2 separate regions of the Homo sapiens genome follow, and region 2 is linked to region 1. The links are chromatin loops, found by intact Hi-C in ENCODE. Cell type or tissue: heart right ventricle. All regions are shown on one strand. Each heading gives the region's core, and the rest is flanking DNA. Links, peaks and the distances in the headings are about the cores only.

What was found. A loop is a pair of places that touch in the nucleus more often than their neighbours do. Peaks named below come from ENCODE experiments on the same cell type or tissue, not always from the same donor. Only the 100,000 strongest peaks of a DNase experiment are listed, where the experiment ranks them.
Region 2: it touches region 1 in a loop (4-fold over the local background); 2 of 110 quality-filtered maps call a loop at or near these places.

Annotation. Positions count from the first base shown.
Region 1 is chr13:36,543,840-36,551,825 of GRCh38, forward strand. No RefSeq gene overlaps it. Among named protein-coding and RNA genes, the nearest start is that of CCNA1, 120 kb to the left of the region's middle. In heart right ventricle, for the core only: no CTCF peak of the experiment used is centred there; no DNase peak of the experiment used is centred there.
Region 2 is chr13:36,668,966-36,676,951 of GRCh38, forward strand. SERTM1 (serine rich and transmembrane domain containing 1) reads left to right here and starts at 5,055. Exons shown (of 2, transcript NM_203451.3): 1 at 5,055-5,219. LOC102723490 (a long non-coding RNA gene) reads right to left here. Exons shown (of 7, transcript XR_001749825.2): 7 at 6,380-6,462. In heart right ventricle, for the core only: no CTCF peak of the experiment used is centred there; no DNase peak of the experiment used is centred there; H3K4me3 peaks cover 1,311 bases; H3K27me3 peaks cover 2,285 bases.

The DNA.
Region 1 (7,986 bases), core at 1,556-6,555:
AGGCAGGAGACAGATCACAGAGACTTAGATAAATATGCCTAATTATAGACTGAGCTATTAGCGTGACATGAATTGCTGCTTCTGAAAATGATCTGACAGCCAGCGAAAGCTCCTGTGTCGCTGGCCTAGGCTGTCTGTTAGCAAACAGGGATCTGCAGGAGCAGCCCTTACCTCCATTCTCTCAGCTAGCTCTGTGGCTCCATGCTTCACTGGCTTTTCCCTTTGCTTTGCTTGTGAAAATGAGCTCCATCTTTCAAATTGCTTCTGTTTTTCATGGGTTGAACATAGCTGCTGGAACCTTCATGCTTTCTTGGGTATTGCTGATGCTTCTTAACTTAATAAACTTTAACTTAACAACAGTTAAAACCCAGATTGACACATGCTGAAGGAAGAGCCCCATATATCTAAAGCACTCAGCTCCATCCCAAACTGAGAGCTTACAAACCTGCTCTGCAGCCTCTCCTGCTGCAAGGAAACCTCTTTGTTCTTAATTTGTTTGATCAATGTAATTTATTTAGATCAAATCTAACACTTGTTCCTTTCAAAATTCTCTGTGTATAATGAATAGTAGGTGAACATTTATTTGCCTTATTTTATAGCATTGGGCCATTTATGAGCTTCCCCCCTCTGCTTGCAAAGCACCAATCTTGTCCAGAAAAAAAGACAAAGGATTTTGGAGCTTGGCTATGGATGTAGTGTGTATGGTGAATGTGCATGGCACACAGAAATTTTCATCAACGTGAAATGGGTGCTCAGCCTCTGGCTGCGTTTATTTGGGAAAGAGGCTCTTTTGAAGTATTTAGCACTTCAGCCTGGGTGACAGAGTGAGACCTTGTCTCAAATAAATAATAAATAAATAAATAATTCTTTCTTTTGAAGTATTTAGGAAAGAGTCTGGAAACAAATACGGAACATACAAAATGGAGTGGGAATGGGAGTTATATATGTAACAGGGATGTTATTTAAAATCCATTAATGGGCTTTCTTTTTACCTACGTGAGTTCTTTACCTTGGTCCTGGTTGGCTCAACGTATCTGTATGCAGGGTTGGGGAGGGGTTTGAAAAATATTACAGAAGATTGCAGAGAGAAAGCTGGACATAATATTTAACTTCTCCCATGCAAGTTAAGATTCGGCAACAGAGCAATAACACTGAAAATCAGGTAACTGTAGGGATAGGGAATTTCATACCTGTCTTTACACATTCACTCCCACCCACCTTCAGTAAGAGAAGCCATGCACCAAAGACTCAAAATTGTGGATTTTCCTCTGAGATAACCCCTTTGTCTTTGATACCAAAACCAGAAGACCTGACAGCTGATGACACGGAACCTACTTAGATGTGAGAGAGAGGTAGATGTGTTATATGAGCAATGCTGACACTGACAACTCAGGAACTGATGATCATTTAAGATATTCTACTACCTACAACAACCTTGGGCAAAGCCGCAGAGTCAGACAGAGTGGATCCCTTGGGTTTAGCTTTCTGGGCTGCTGTCAGTGCCCATGGGCTGTGGATGCTGAATTGATGGCCGGGGGACTTGTCAATCAGTCTACCATGGCAGGCAAGGAAGCCCTGTAGCAGAGTCTGACCAAAGATGCAGCAGACGCTCAGGGGTCTGCAGATAGGCAGAGTCAAGGAGAGGCCACTTCATCCCATGAGTGTTTCTTGGCCTAGAGCAACCCAGAAGAGACCAAGTCATGGCTTAAATCGGCTAGACTTTGGGGCCAGCAGGACCCATAGCAATAGGAACATCACTCTGGTGACAGGGGACAACAGCTTGCACACCTTCAAGGACTGTGTAAGGCCAGGGAGTCTCTTTGCCCTGTGATGTGAGAAGGAGTAAGATCCCCTCTCCTCCAAAAATGGGAGTCTACCCTAGGGAGAGATGCAGAAGAAGGCAGGAAGTGGGCTATCTAAGGGATTTGGCATTTTTTCCCTAAAGTATCTGCAGACTAGCTAAAGGGATGCATAGATACACACAATGAATTGAATGAGTTTAAACCGATGGGAAAGTTAGTTAAAGGTGTTCTTGCTCACCAGCAGGCAGAGGCTTGGGAGAAATGCTGGATTGGAAACTTAGTTAAAGGTGTTCTTGCCAACCAGTGGGTAGAGGCTTGGGAGAAATGCTGGGTCAGAGTTCTGCTGAAGGGTTTGTCAAAAAAGGCAGAAAACATGCCAGAAAAGATGCAGAAAAGATATGACTATCTTCAAAACATGTTGAGACATTCTTGCCCTTTGCCCACTTCCAGTAGCCCTGAGAATGACTTCCTTTTTATTTTTTTACATTTCCCCCTTCCCTTACCTTTTATTTACTTATTTATTTTTAAAGATTTATCCTCATCTCTTTGAGGAAGATGAAAGCTCAGATTTAGTCAAATAAAACCTGTTCTATAAATAGCCCAGGATGCTCTACCATGTTAGACATGAACTTGCAATCATTCAGGCTGCCAATCAGTTTTGCTCAGAAGAAGCTTCTGGCTCAGTTTATTTGGGAAAGAGGCTCTCTTGAAACTTCTAGGGAAGGTTTTGGGGATGAATATGGAACACGTGAAAATGGTGCTTACTTACGGGACTTCCATGGACCGTCTGGTATAGTCTGTTGAAGGTGATAGCCTCATGTTTCTCTGATGCCTCAGAGCATCATTTTGGGGTCCTGTGGGTCCTGGTTCTAAGATGCTCCTCCTTGGGTCCCAGGGTAATCTTTGGGACCGAAGCTCAGAAGTCCAGCAAAATGGTAGACTGCATACTCATATGCAAGATAATAACAGGCTGGGCCATGATTGCTAGCATTTACGGAGTACTTAGTACATGTCAGGTAATGTCCAAGCACTTGATAAATATTTCATTTAATCTCAGAGCAATCCTATGAGTCAGGCACTATTTATCATTTCTATTTTATAAATTAGAAAACATATTCAAAAATATCAAATACTTGCCCAGTTTCAGCAGCCAGGAAATGGCAATACTGAATGAAAAGCCAGGGACTACAGCCAGGTGACAACTTAGCCTGACACTCAAGCAGCAAACAATCCCAAGGAAGTCAAGTCAAAATCTGCTCTCTTATGCCTGGCCAGAGCCTGCTCTTGTCTTCTGCCCTCCCAATCATCCTGTGTGCAACAGGCCCCTAAATGTTACTCTACTGCAAAGCAGACGTGCAAAGAAAACATAATGTCTTTATGGAGTCTGCAGTCTCATCTTTGCCACTGGTCAGCAAGAATGCAATTAATTAAGGGTCCGATCCAGAAAAGCTGTCACAAATAAGATGTAAATTTGGCAGAAGGGCAGGAGAGGGTGGGTTTGGGAGGGCCTGCTGTGGGGCTGGAAGACTTCTGAAATGCCACAGGAAAGCCTGTGAGTTCTATGCCCTTACGGGGAGAAGGAGAGAACTATACAGAATAGATGAGGGCCAGAGAGAGAAAAGTGACAGGTAGAGAATAACTTCCCTCTCATTATCTAGGGAGGCTGACACACGTGCATTTGTATTGTAGTTAAAAGCTGTGCAATTGCAGAGAGAGAAGAGATCCAGGAGGGAAGGGGTGTATAGAATCATGTCTATTCTTGCTATAAACAACCACTCACATTTGTACATCACTTTACAGTGTATAATACACTTCACATACATAATCGCACCAGCTACTCCAGCAATAATTGTTCCAACCTATAGGTCCTTTCTCTGTGAGGGATCAGTGGAAAGCAATTAGCATGTGTGCGAAACCAAGACTGTTTACACTTCATGCTTCAAAGCTAATCATCTCCCAATCATTTTATTTGTTCATCTGTTTTCATGTAAAGTGTTCACTGTAAATAGAATTGGGGACAGCAAGGGTCACACGCATATGAAAATGTCCTCGATTACTTTAAAATGCTGATACTTGTCCTTCTGTAGAGGCTGCCTGAGACAGCACTTACAGGTGCCAAAGCTTGTAAATGAGTCCCAAGACCCTCCATTAACACATCATTCATTTGCTTTCATAAGGGAAGCACAAATAGATCTCCAATTAAGGTTTTTCTCATTGTTCTTCCAGGCTGTTTACAAACTCTAACAGGTTTTGGTCATGAATGATATTGGGTGGCCGTAACATATGCTATTTTTCAAAGAGTGGACAGTTGACTACCAATTTTCTGCACATGGATTACCCGGATGGTGAGGATCACTCTTCCATGTCCATCTGCTGGATCCTCCTTAAGGTCAGGGGCATGTGGCTCTCCTTCCAGCATTATTCCTCAATCCCAAGCCAGCCTAAAGTTTATCTCTAGTTTTCAAATTACCCACTGACATCGAGAGCTGCCTTCATCAGGAGCTGACTGGATATATCTCCCCCTGCCCCGGCCCCAGGTTCCTACCATATCAGATTAAGCGAAAGGCAATAGAAGGTGTAGAGCCATAGTTATTACACTGAGATTCAAAGGGAACAGCATACACCGAGCACTGTGTCATTTAAATTGGCAGATTTCCACTCCACGCTTCATTTGCCAAACATTTGGTGTGGATCGAGTTGGCCATCAGCACGAACCAAGTGCCTGTTGCTGTTGGCTGTTGGCAGCCACACATCCCTAGGCGGCTCCAGCTGTGGCCACCGCAGCACTTCCTATCAGGCAGACTATGGCAGGTAGAGACAAGGTGGGCCCATCATGGGACTGAACACAAAGCTGCCTTCCCCACTTTTTCCGCATTACTCCATGTGTCCGGTTTTAATACTTCTCCTCCCCCATGCATGGTTGTCCTGATTGATGTTTAAAAATAGTATATGCAAATGTCTGTCTACCTATCATCAACTATCATCTAATCGATCTATATGAATATATATGAACCTCAAAAATATTCTCATCATAAGTGAGACTATGAGCCATAATTAGGACTTCATTTAAAAAACTGTTGGCGCTATTATCCTATTTTGGCTCCTGTCAAATGAAATATTTGCTCTTCTTACCTTTGCACATTTCCACGTGAGCAAACACACAGCTCTTCCCAGAAAATCAGAAAGATTGCATCTTAGATTCACACCTGCAGGTGGTAAGGTTTTCTCAGAGGCTATATAGAAACACTGCATTTCCCAGGGGCTTGGAGAAAAGCAATTTTAAAATAGTTTGAGATTTTTTTCTGGGAGGCGGCACTTGGTGACCACACCTAAAAGTTTATTTGTCATGTGTTGATTCATTTGTTCATTCAATGCGTTATTTTCTAAGAGCTTTATATGTACTACCTCTGACGACACAGACAAATCAAGTGAGACATTTTCCCCCAAGTATCTTACAGTACAAACAGGGGAAAGAATTTTCCTAGAATCACCTTAAATCCACCCCTTGGTCCTTTTCAGAGCATGTTCACATCACTTTTCTCCTTGGATGCCATCAAAACAGGCAAGGCTGGCATTATTCTCCTCCTCAATGGGGGAGGAAGCCAAGGTCTACCCAGACTGTGCTGTTGGTTGTTGGTGGAGCCTGTACCAGGATCTCTCACCAGCTGTGTGACTCAGGGCAAATTACCCAACTGCTCTGGGCCTCAGTTTCATCATCTGTAACAACGGCATGAATAATACCTGACTATTTCATAGTCAGCCAACTCAATCCACACCAATATTTGTTAGTGCTTAGCACTATTCACAGCACAGAACAGGCACTCAATAAACAATAGCTATTCTTAGCTCTTAGAAGCTCCACTTAGATACTGCTGCTGCTATGAAGCTAATACTGCCCTACTGGGATGGCTCTCCTGGCATTTTCTGAAGCAATGTCTAGCTCACTTTTAGGGCTTGCAGTCACCAGCGGATTTCAGTTGAGAGACATCAAAGCTGGTTTAACAGGCAAGATCCCCACATCTTTTTTTACTCCATCCCCTCTCCCTACAAACAGTATAAACAGGGGATACACATACATGTGTGTGTGTTCTATTTCTATCTTCCCCTAGATATAAACAAACACACATGCACGTGTGTGTGCATCACATGCACCTCATATCCAGGACCATCTCCAGTCTCAATACCTCTTCAACCCTTTTTAGGCTGCGGTGCAAATGGGGTCCGGTAACTCCAAGAAGGTGCTGCAGTCGGAGGCCTGTGGGACCTGAACGGTTGCTAGGTTACCATCCCCTGGGACTGGTCTGCTCCAGCTGGCCTGGAGGCTTGACAGGTTTCAGCTGATTCCGAGTAACTCTACTTCTTTGCTTTTAAGGTCCCCTGGGAATGTGAGTGTGAACCAAAGAAGATTTGTAATAAGCCTGGGAGGACTGCCTAGACCCGATCCCTGTGGCTGCACTGAGCCTGGGTGGGAGAAGGAAGCCAGGAGGGTGCAGAGGGTGCAGGCAGAATTCCCTGCATCAGCTGTGCTTCTTGACTCCCCACAAAAAGGCCAAAGGCCAGTGGACTCTGTTTGTCAAGGGAGATTTTCATGGTTTTTTAAGTGAAAAGAAGTGAGTGTGAGTGTGGGATTAATGGGGGAAGGTTCAGGCCTTTGGGAATTTTTCTTAAGTAGCCTCTGTGAGTATAACAATGATGAATGTGGCTGCACTCACCACCAGGGAGCTTCAGCGATGGCAGGAGAGAATTCCTGACACACCCTCATTCAGTTGTTCCACTCTGAACCCAGCAACTATTTTGCATGCATTTGCTCAGTTCTGAGAATTGGGGAAAGAAGTCATTTTCCATTACACTCAACAAATATTTATAGACACAGTATAAGCTAGACATGGCGCTAGTTTTAAGGATAGTTTAAGTGAGTGAAGCAGACAAGGCCCTGTCCTCATGGAGCTTATAGTCTAGGGGAAGATAGAAATAGAACTAGTAATGCCAGATATATGGAATCACACATCAAGGGGAAACTTGAGAGACAATATAGCCTGGGGTCTGGATTGTGCGCTGTAAAGCCAGAGAGTCTCCTTGGGAATCTTGGCTCTGACATTTACTAACTATATACTTAGCCCGGCTTAGCCTCATTTATAAAATGGAATAGTAATAATAATAATATTTACTTTATAAGGTGTTCATATATAAATTGGTTAATGTACAGAAAACAATTAGATCAGTTGGTGGCACATAGTAAATAATCAGTGTGAGTTATTATGGATTCTCCCTTGCTTTGGTGGGTAATTTTTTAAGAATCATGTTCTATTAACTCTTTGCAGGGTGCTAACATCAGGAGAGAGCAAACTCACTTTCTGCCTCAGTTATAGTTAATTTTATCCCTGATAAGCTACTTGAGGATATAGATTTTGGCAGAAGGTTGGAATCAAATCCTCAGTTGCTACCTTTTATGCAAAAAAAAAAAAAAAAAAAAAAAAAAAACCCAAAGCAAATCAGGTCTAGTTTTCTCAGAGCCAAGCAAGAAGTACATTTCTAAGTATTCTCACGAGCTGGTCATCTAAGGCCGGCCCCTCAGACCTAAGAACAAATGAATAGCCCAGAAGGCGTGGATACGAAGTCATTAAAAAGAACAAATGTGAAGGGCAGGATTCTAGAAATTGGTGCCAAGGATAGGACTAAGTTCTCCTTCTAAATGTGATGGAAGGCATCTTTTCAGAGAATAAGGGCTAATTAATAAAGATTGGTTGCTGTTCCTGGCATTGAGAGTTTTAAGGCACTTACTGAAGGAAAACAAAGTGGTATTGACCCAGCCTTAAAGCCAGACATTGATGAGGGCACCGGAAACCATCCACACAACACAAACACTTTCCTGTCATTTTCCCATAAATGGAAAGAGCAGAAATCTGCCAGCCTTTGGTTCAAAGATCTTGTAAGACTTTAAAATACACATCAGAGATATTCCTGAGAATGACACAGCACCTTAGACTAAGCCACCCTGGACAGCAATGCTGAGATGAGATGCCTGTCTCAACCCTGTAACTCAAAGACTCAAGTCTTCTTTTGTTTCTGTCAATTGCAAACCCCAATGTACTCTGTAGTCATCCAGAGTGTTAGCGTTTAGAAGGAAGTTAGAAATAACATAATCCAAACCCTTTCCTTTATAGCAAAGCAACTGAAGTCCAGA
Region 2 (7,986 bases), core at 973-5,972, 120 kb after region 1:
TGAGAGAGAAGATAAAGTTTGGAAAGGCAACATCAAAAGGAAGCTGAGATGAAGGAATAAAGGAAAGTGAGAGACAAGTTAGTCCATGCAGTAACCACGGTAGAACATTTAAAAAGTTTCCTGATAACCTAGAAGAAAATTAGTAAAAGTACTTCTGAATGTTGCTTTCAGAGCATGGCTGCAAGGAAGGAAAGATGGAGCTAGTATTTTTGAGCACTTACCAGATAGCAGACAACTGTTTGGAACTCTTGTGTGTGCATGTGTGTGTGTGTGTGCATGCACGCGTGTGCACACGTATTTAGCACTCAACAACCATTTAATAAAGCAGACACTATTTTCATTTTATAGATCAGGAAAATGAGGCTGAGAGGTTAAGTGTTTGGCTTAATTCACACAGAGAGTAAACGATAGCATCAGAATGTAATGACTCTCCATCTGATTCCAAATTCCACACCATTTTTTCACAACCCATTTCTCCCTGAATAAGACTGAAGGGGAGGAGAATAATCATTGTGTTCCCTAAAAGTTATGTCTCCAAACCTTGCCTGTAAATTCCCAGGCCTTTGAGTGGTACCTGTCCTACCTATGAAGACGTCCTATGTAAGTAAATTTGTCAAGTAAAATGTTCTAGATATCTTATATGTGAAATTTTTTAAGATAAAGAGAACAAAGGCTTTGTTTCCCATATCAAGCTAGCTTCCCAAATTCTTCACTGTACTTGGAGGCTGATATTGTTTGACTGTGTCCCCACCCAAATCTGATCTTGAATTGTAATAATCCCCATGTGTCAAGGCGAGGTGGAGATAATTCAGTCATGAAGGTGGTTTCCCCCACACTGTTCTCTGGTAGTGAATAAGTTTCATAAGATCTGATGGTTTTATAAATGGGAGTTCCCCTGCACAAGCTCTCTCTTGCTTGCCACCGTGTAAGACGTGACTTTTCACCTCCTTGCCTTCCACTATGATTGTGAGGTTTCCCCAGCCATGTGGAACTGTGAGTCAATTAAGCCTCTTTCCTTTATAAATTACCAAGTCTTGGGTGTGTCTTTATTAGCAGCATGAGAACAGACTAATACAGAGGCAATAAAGGAGTTTTGTACCAGATCAAACAGAGGATGTTATCAAGGCACCCTACCCTAAGCCAAAAAGATAAAGAGAAAGAAGAATTACAGAACCACTGAGTTTACAAAGTAAGACCACAAAACACATTTACATGTTTTCCCTGTGTCATTTTTAAATGGCCAGTATTTTTTTTTTTTTGAGAAGTGCAAAGTGGCCCTGTTGACTTTGGCAGCTACCCAAAAGCCTAAAATCACTAGAGTTTACCCAATGTCACCCTGAGGAGGTAGGACACCCTCACACAAAAGCAGAGGGGTTGGGCAATCACTGATACTAACTGTAGTGGGTTGAATGGTGCCTCCCCCAAAATATATGTACATCTAGAACCTGTCAATGTGACCTTATTTGGAAAAAACAGTCTTTGCAGACGTAATTTAATTGAGAGTCTCAAGATAAGATCATTCTGGATTATGGTGGGCCCTAAATCCAATGAAAGTGTCCTTAGAAAAGAAGGGAAGAAGAAACATATCAGGGAGATGATTTGAAGTCAGAAGCAGGGACTGCAGCAATGCATCTACCTACAAGCCAAGGAACACCAAACATTTCTGAATGCTGAGAAAAAGGCATGCCCAGTAGTCCCCCTTTTATCTGAGATTTCACTTTCCACGGTTTCAGGTAACAGGTCTGTGATCTGAAAATATTCAATGGAAAATCCCAGAAATAAACAATTCATAAGTTTTAAGTCGCTACCATTCTGAGTAGTGTAATGAAATCTCGCACTGTCCTGCTTCATCCCGCTCGAAATATGAATCATCTTTGTCCAGTATGGATACCTCCTGTGGATATAATGGTGTATGCACAGTGTCTAAGCTCCCCACCCATTAGCCACTTAGTAGTCATCTTGGTTATCAAATTGGCTGTCATGGAATCACACTGTTTGTCTTCAAGAAAAGTTTATTTGACTTTGTAATGGCCTCAAAATACAAGAGTAGTGATACTGGCAAGTCGGGTATGCCAAAGAAAAACTGTAAAGTGCTTCCTTTGAGTGAAAAGGTGAAAATTCTTAATAAGGAAAGAAAAAACACACAGGCTGAGGTTGCTTAGATCTACAGTAAGAAGGAATCTTCTATTCGTGAAATTGTGAAGAAGGGAAAAGAAAGTTGTGCAGTTTTGCTGTCACACTTCAAACTGCAAAAGTTACAGCCTCTCATATACAGCATGGGATAAGAGCTTAGTTAAGATGAAAAGGGCATTAAGCTTGCAGGTGGAAGACATGAACAGAAATGTGTTCTGATGAACAGAACTGGGCTCACTACTATCTGTGGTTCTAAGCATCTACTGGGGACCTTGGAACACATACCCCATGAACAATGCGGGGACTTCTGTATTGGATTCTCTTAGAGCTTCCAGAAGGAATCAACCAACAATTTCATTTCTGGACTCCAGATCTGAGATAGAATACATTTCCGTTATTTTAAGCCACCCAGTTTCCGGTCATTTGTTAACTCCAGGAAACTATGGGAACTAAGAAACTAGGAAACTTAGGAACTAAACTAGGAAACTAAGTTTAGGAAATGTCAAGAAAAGCTTTATAAAGCACTTAGTAAAATTTGCTAAGTGCATAATGGAGCAGACTGTAGATGGATGTAAGGTAACTCATGAGAGTGGCACATGAACAGGTGAAATTCAGGAAGCCAATCCAAGTGTGCCTGGAAGGAAGTAGTTCTCTGAATCCACCCTCTTATAAAATAGACACCGAGGGAAAGAAAGCTTACCTTACCTTGTCACCAAAGGTAAGACAAGGAAAAGAAAACTGCTATACCAGTCTAAATAAAAAGACTGCCCAGCAATCAACAGTTCTTTTCCCCTCTCTGACAACTGCAGGATGTTGGCAGGGTTTCTCAATAGACAAACTGTATTAGAATCATGTAGAGTATGAGCCGGGCACGGTGGCTCATGCCTATAATCCCAGCATTTTGGGAGGCCAAGGCATGCCAATCACCTTAGGTCAGGAGTTCAAGACCAGCCTGGCCAATATTGAGAAACCCCGTTTCTACTAAAAATACAAAAATTAGCTGGGCGTGATGGTGGGCACCTGTAATCCCAACTACTTGGGAGGCTGAAGCAGGATAATTGCTTGAACCAGGGAGGTGGAGATTACAGTGAGCCGAGATCATACCACTGCACTCCAGCCTGGGCGACAGAGCAAGACTCCTCACAGAAGGATCACATCAGGCACAGAAGGATCCACATAGAAAAGATTCACACCCACCCACAATTGCCCTGGAGAAGGAAGGGGAGAGACAAAACAAACAAACAAACATGTAGAGTATGAATGAACCAGACAATAGGGTTGGGGCCTAGGAATCTTATGCACAAAGAAATTTTGAGGACCACTGTTTTGAAGGTCAACAGTTCTAACTGCCCCCCCATACACCTTAGTGTTTCAAAAAGTGAGTTGTGAGAACAACCAGTGATATTCAGAATGATTTTAGCATGGAAGACTTATGCCTTCATTTCATTGTGCATTAAAATATTAAATACAACTGGTATCTCACAAACCAATAATTTCATAGATATTATTGCTTACGATGAAGCCAAGTAAAAATCTAAGGTAAAATTTACTAAGTGCATAATGGAGCAGACTGTAGATGGATGTAAGGTAACTCATGAGAATGGCACATGAACAGGTGAAATTCAGGAAGCCAATCCAAGTGTGCCCGGAGGGAAGTGGTTCTCTGAATCTGCCCTCTTGACAACACAGCTCATTCCATCCTCCTGCATTTTACATCAGGCACAGAAGGATCCACATAAGAGAGATTCACACCCACCCACAATTGCCCTAGAGAAGGAAGGGGAGAGACAGAGAGCCTTTACTTATGTACCACGGAGCTTCAGAGTTAAGCCAGGTGCCCCTGCCTATCTCTACGTGGAGAACAATTGAACATGGGTGGAAGTAGCAGGCTCCTAGGAGCCGGGCCCTGGTGGGTGGCAGTATACGTGCATGTGTTGGTGGTCACTGAGACTTGGGTGGCCTGATTCTGTATTGTGCATGATTTGCTTTTCTGGCCACTAATAGGTCTCACGGTGAAGACAGCAGAACCAGATGGAGTAGGGGCTCAAGGAACAGGTAGCCACACCAACACTTCCCAGGAGTTCAGCCCTTTACAGGCCACAGAGCAACAATATTGTTGAATGTCAGAGTGAAACAGACCGCAGCCACCAAGTGATCGAAGTCTCTCATTTTCCAGCTGAAAAACAGGAATACAGAGAGAGAGTCTTCTGGTCAAGGTAGCAGCACTGACTGGTAACTGAAGTTGGTCGGATCAGTTAAAGCCTCCTTTTCCGGAGTTCTGTTACGATATATGACTCTCTACGCCAGTTCCCTAGTAGGGACTCATGACTGACTGTCTCCCTGGCAATGACAGAAACTCCAATCCTATTCGACTCATTTAATGATTTGGTATAGGATTCAGAGGCGCACGCGGCGAAGGCTGAGCAAGGGCTGTCTGTGGTTAAGCTCATCACAGGATGAGGCCATGCCCCACGCAACTCAGTCAGAGCTGGGCTTGCGATGATGCACCCAGAGTAGTTGTTTTGGGTGGGGGCTGCGAGGAACTCATAAAAGATGTAAGAGGAGGAGAAAGTTGGCAAGAAGTGGATGCTTTCATCTGCAGAGAAAGGCCCCTGAGCCCTAAAAAAACTGCCCTCCTCCCCACTCCCCCCTCCTCCCCCCGACACACAAAAAAGTTCACCCACTACACCTGCCTTCCCCAGATGGGCTCCCTGCGCAACGCCTCCTCGTCCTCCGAGATTTTCCAATGGTGGCGCAAGCTCCTCCCTCGCCCGAGCTGGGCGCCGTCCTAGAGCCAAGCGCCCGCTAGAGCCGAGACTAGGGGGCGGTGAGGAGTGGGACCCGCTCGCGGCCATTGGTTGTGCGGCCAGGAGGGGCGGAGGGACGACGCGCGGGCTGTGCGGGGCCGGCAGCCCGGATCCACTCCCGCTGCGCCTGCTGTCCGCCGTGCGCCCAGACTGCGCGCCGCGCCGCTGCGCCCAACATTCCCGAGGACGGCTTCGCGGGCGCGTATCGTCCAGACCGGAGCACCGCCCCACCGCTAGCGCAGGAGACCTGCCGGGGAAGTCGCGTGTCCTGACCTGCAGGTCAGTGAGGGAAACTTGCAGGGTCCCGAGCTCTGGGGGTGAACTTGCCCTACGCGGAGAGCGCCCCACTCCTTGCCTGGGGCGGCCTCGGGTCCTGGAGGCGAGCCGCCTCCCAGACTCTCCCCCGAGATCTGGGCTCCCGGAGATGTGGCTCCTTTCTGAGAAACACCCCCAAATCTATCCCTTTTGAGGTGTCCTTACTGTCCCGAGAAGCAATCGCAGCCCGGCTCTCCGAGTCTTGGGGTGACTCCACGGGCTGCAGGAGGAGCCGCGAGGGGCCCTGAGTGCAATGTCCTTGGCCCCGTGTTGACCTGCCTCGGTCCCAGACACTGGGAACCGGGAAGGTCTACCCTCGCTCTGCAAGGTGGATTCCTCCATGCAAGTGTAGACAGTTCTACACTTTGCAGAGTGTGTCTAGGTGCCTTCTGTTTGCTTTTGCCTTTGTGGTGTGTGGAGGGTCATTCTTGGGTTTGTTTTGCTCCTGTCTGATTTTCTAGGGTCATTTGCGTCCCTTCTCGGGAACGGGGACTCGCCATGCGCACACTGACAGCTGGCTTTGCACCTGCTAAGGCGCTGGAGAGTCTTTTCGCCCGTCTTAGGGTGGCCCTAAATCCGGGGAAGTTTTATGTGGCGCTGAACACTTGCGTTTCCCAGGGGCGTTTTCCCTAGCTCCCGGAAACCCAGTAGGTAACTGCGCCAGCGACCCTTCCCCTCTTCCCGGGTCTGATGAGACACTGGAATCCTGCCTTTCCCTGTCGAGGTGTGCGAATGATGGGCAAATTGCTTCAGTTCTGATTTAGGAAAGGGATATGTAATGTGCCCTCCTCCAGGGAGCAGAGGGATTCATTCACAGAAATATCTTGTTGAGGACCAGGATTGGGGCTATGCCTGCCCGCTTTCCTCCACCAGATGCCCGGGCTCCATCGGACTTGGGTTTGATCTCAGACTCTAGAGATGGGGTCTGTTTGTTAGTGTCCTTCATTTCCTCTCCCTGTTAATTTTTCTTCGGAAAATGTTCTGCTAAAGTAAGTACTTCAGTGTTCTTTGTGGTAAATGATGGGCTCCGATGTCTAGAGGACGTCTCAAAGCCATCGCATTTGGTACCGTCTGCACTACAGGTGCAAAGGGCGGGGAAACTGACAGCGTTACTGTCCTGGGGCGGACCCGCGGGACTACTCCCTAAGACGTTTCTCCTAGGTGCCTTCTCCTAGGTGCTTCCAGGATTCATTGTTCAGACAACAGCCTGTCAACAGGAAAAGAGGCACAAGTGACAGTCTTTTCTTAAAGGGTTTGTCTCTTAATGCAGTCTTGCGGAGCCCCATGCACCCTCTGAAAAAAACAATATTTAATTTGCTGAATTATACAACTAGTCTGGGTGTCTCAGCTTATTTGTGATCATGCCCATAGAGGTTCTTAAATATCTTTTTTGTAACTAAATTCTCTTCATTTTACTAAGTAGAGTAGTGTCTTTTCCCCCGCCACCACCACACTCAGAACACCGTTTTTAGTTGATCTGTAAAGCAAATTGCCTTTTGGAGGGCTTGTGAGTGAGGCTGCCTGGTCTCAGAGCCTCCCTCAGCCCATGCCCTAGTCACCTTTAAATGCTGGACATCGTAGGGCCGCCGAAGCCTCTGCCAACCTCAGAAGTAATCTGGAAATATTGAGATCCAGCACGTGGGTGGGATATTCCATTTTTGTGTTTTGGCTTTGAGGGGCTTATTATTTTTGATTCCTCTATATAAGGCAAAGTGCTTTGAAGAGCTGAACGCACACATTTATTGTTCTCATTAAAGAAACCTGTTGTAAGGTAAGATTGAGTCCATTCTCCCTTGCTGTTAGTTCGTTCAGTTCAACAGATTTTACTAGATGTCTACGATTTGGACAAGCACATCAGGGGTTAAGATATAAATAACTGTGTGATTGCATGTGGCATCAAATCCACGAGAGAGTTTATTTGCAGGTTTCCTGGGTTTCTTTTTCTTTTTTCTTGTTCTTTTTTAGTGAGGGCAGATGAAGAATGACAGAGCTGATTTGTAAGAATGACCAACCATACTAACCTTTAAGCAAACTTGGAGTTATACGTTCATTATAAAAAAGAAAGACTAACTCATCACAGGCAAAATTCTGATTCAGCCTCTATACTAGATAAAGTCTGAGCTCATTTGATGATCGTTCTTCTCTGGCTTACTCTTCTCCCTATACTTATATTACAACATTTTTGGGGGGTCCTTTTTTTGTTTAAAGTTTGTACAGTTTGTACGAGCATTTTTATACTTAATTAGTTATAATGAAGAAGTGAAAAATAAAATTATGGCTGAATTTTTGTGTTTTGTTCATCTGAGTTTTTAAAGTAGTAATTTAAGAATCTGAAAAAATACATTTCTGAATGGCCCTGGATGCCAGGCACTGTGTAGGTCCCACTTGCCTGGCTCATGGTACCCATAAGCCATTCAGTAAATATTTGTTAAATGAAACTAAAAGCCAAAAAGTAGTGCCACAGAAGAATGTTGTTTTCTTCAAATATCTACTTGTGGAGGCTATTATATTATATTAGTATATTAATACAAAGTATTATAGACCTAATTTTTATAGATTTCATGATTGTTTATAATGAGAGCTAAAAATAATAATAATAAAGGCTTTAAATTAGTTAATGGAATAGGGAAGCCAACAAGGAAGAAGTTCAAGCTTTAAGCCCACGAGTTGGCAGGATTCCTTTTAGCCAACATGTGTGCCTAGAGGATTCAAGCCAGAGGCTTAGATGAAG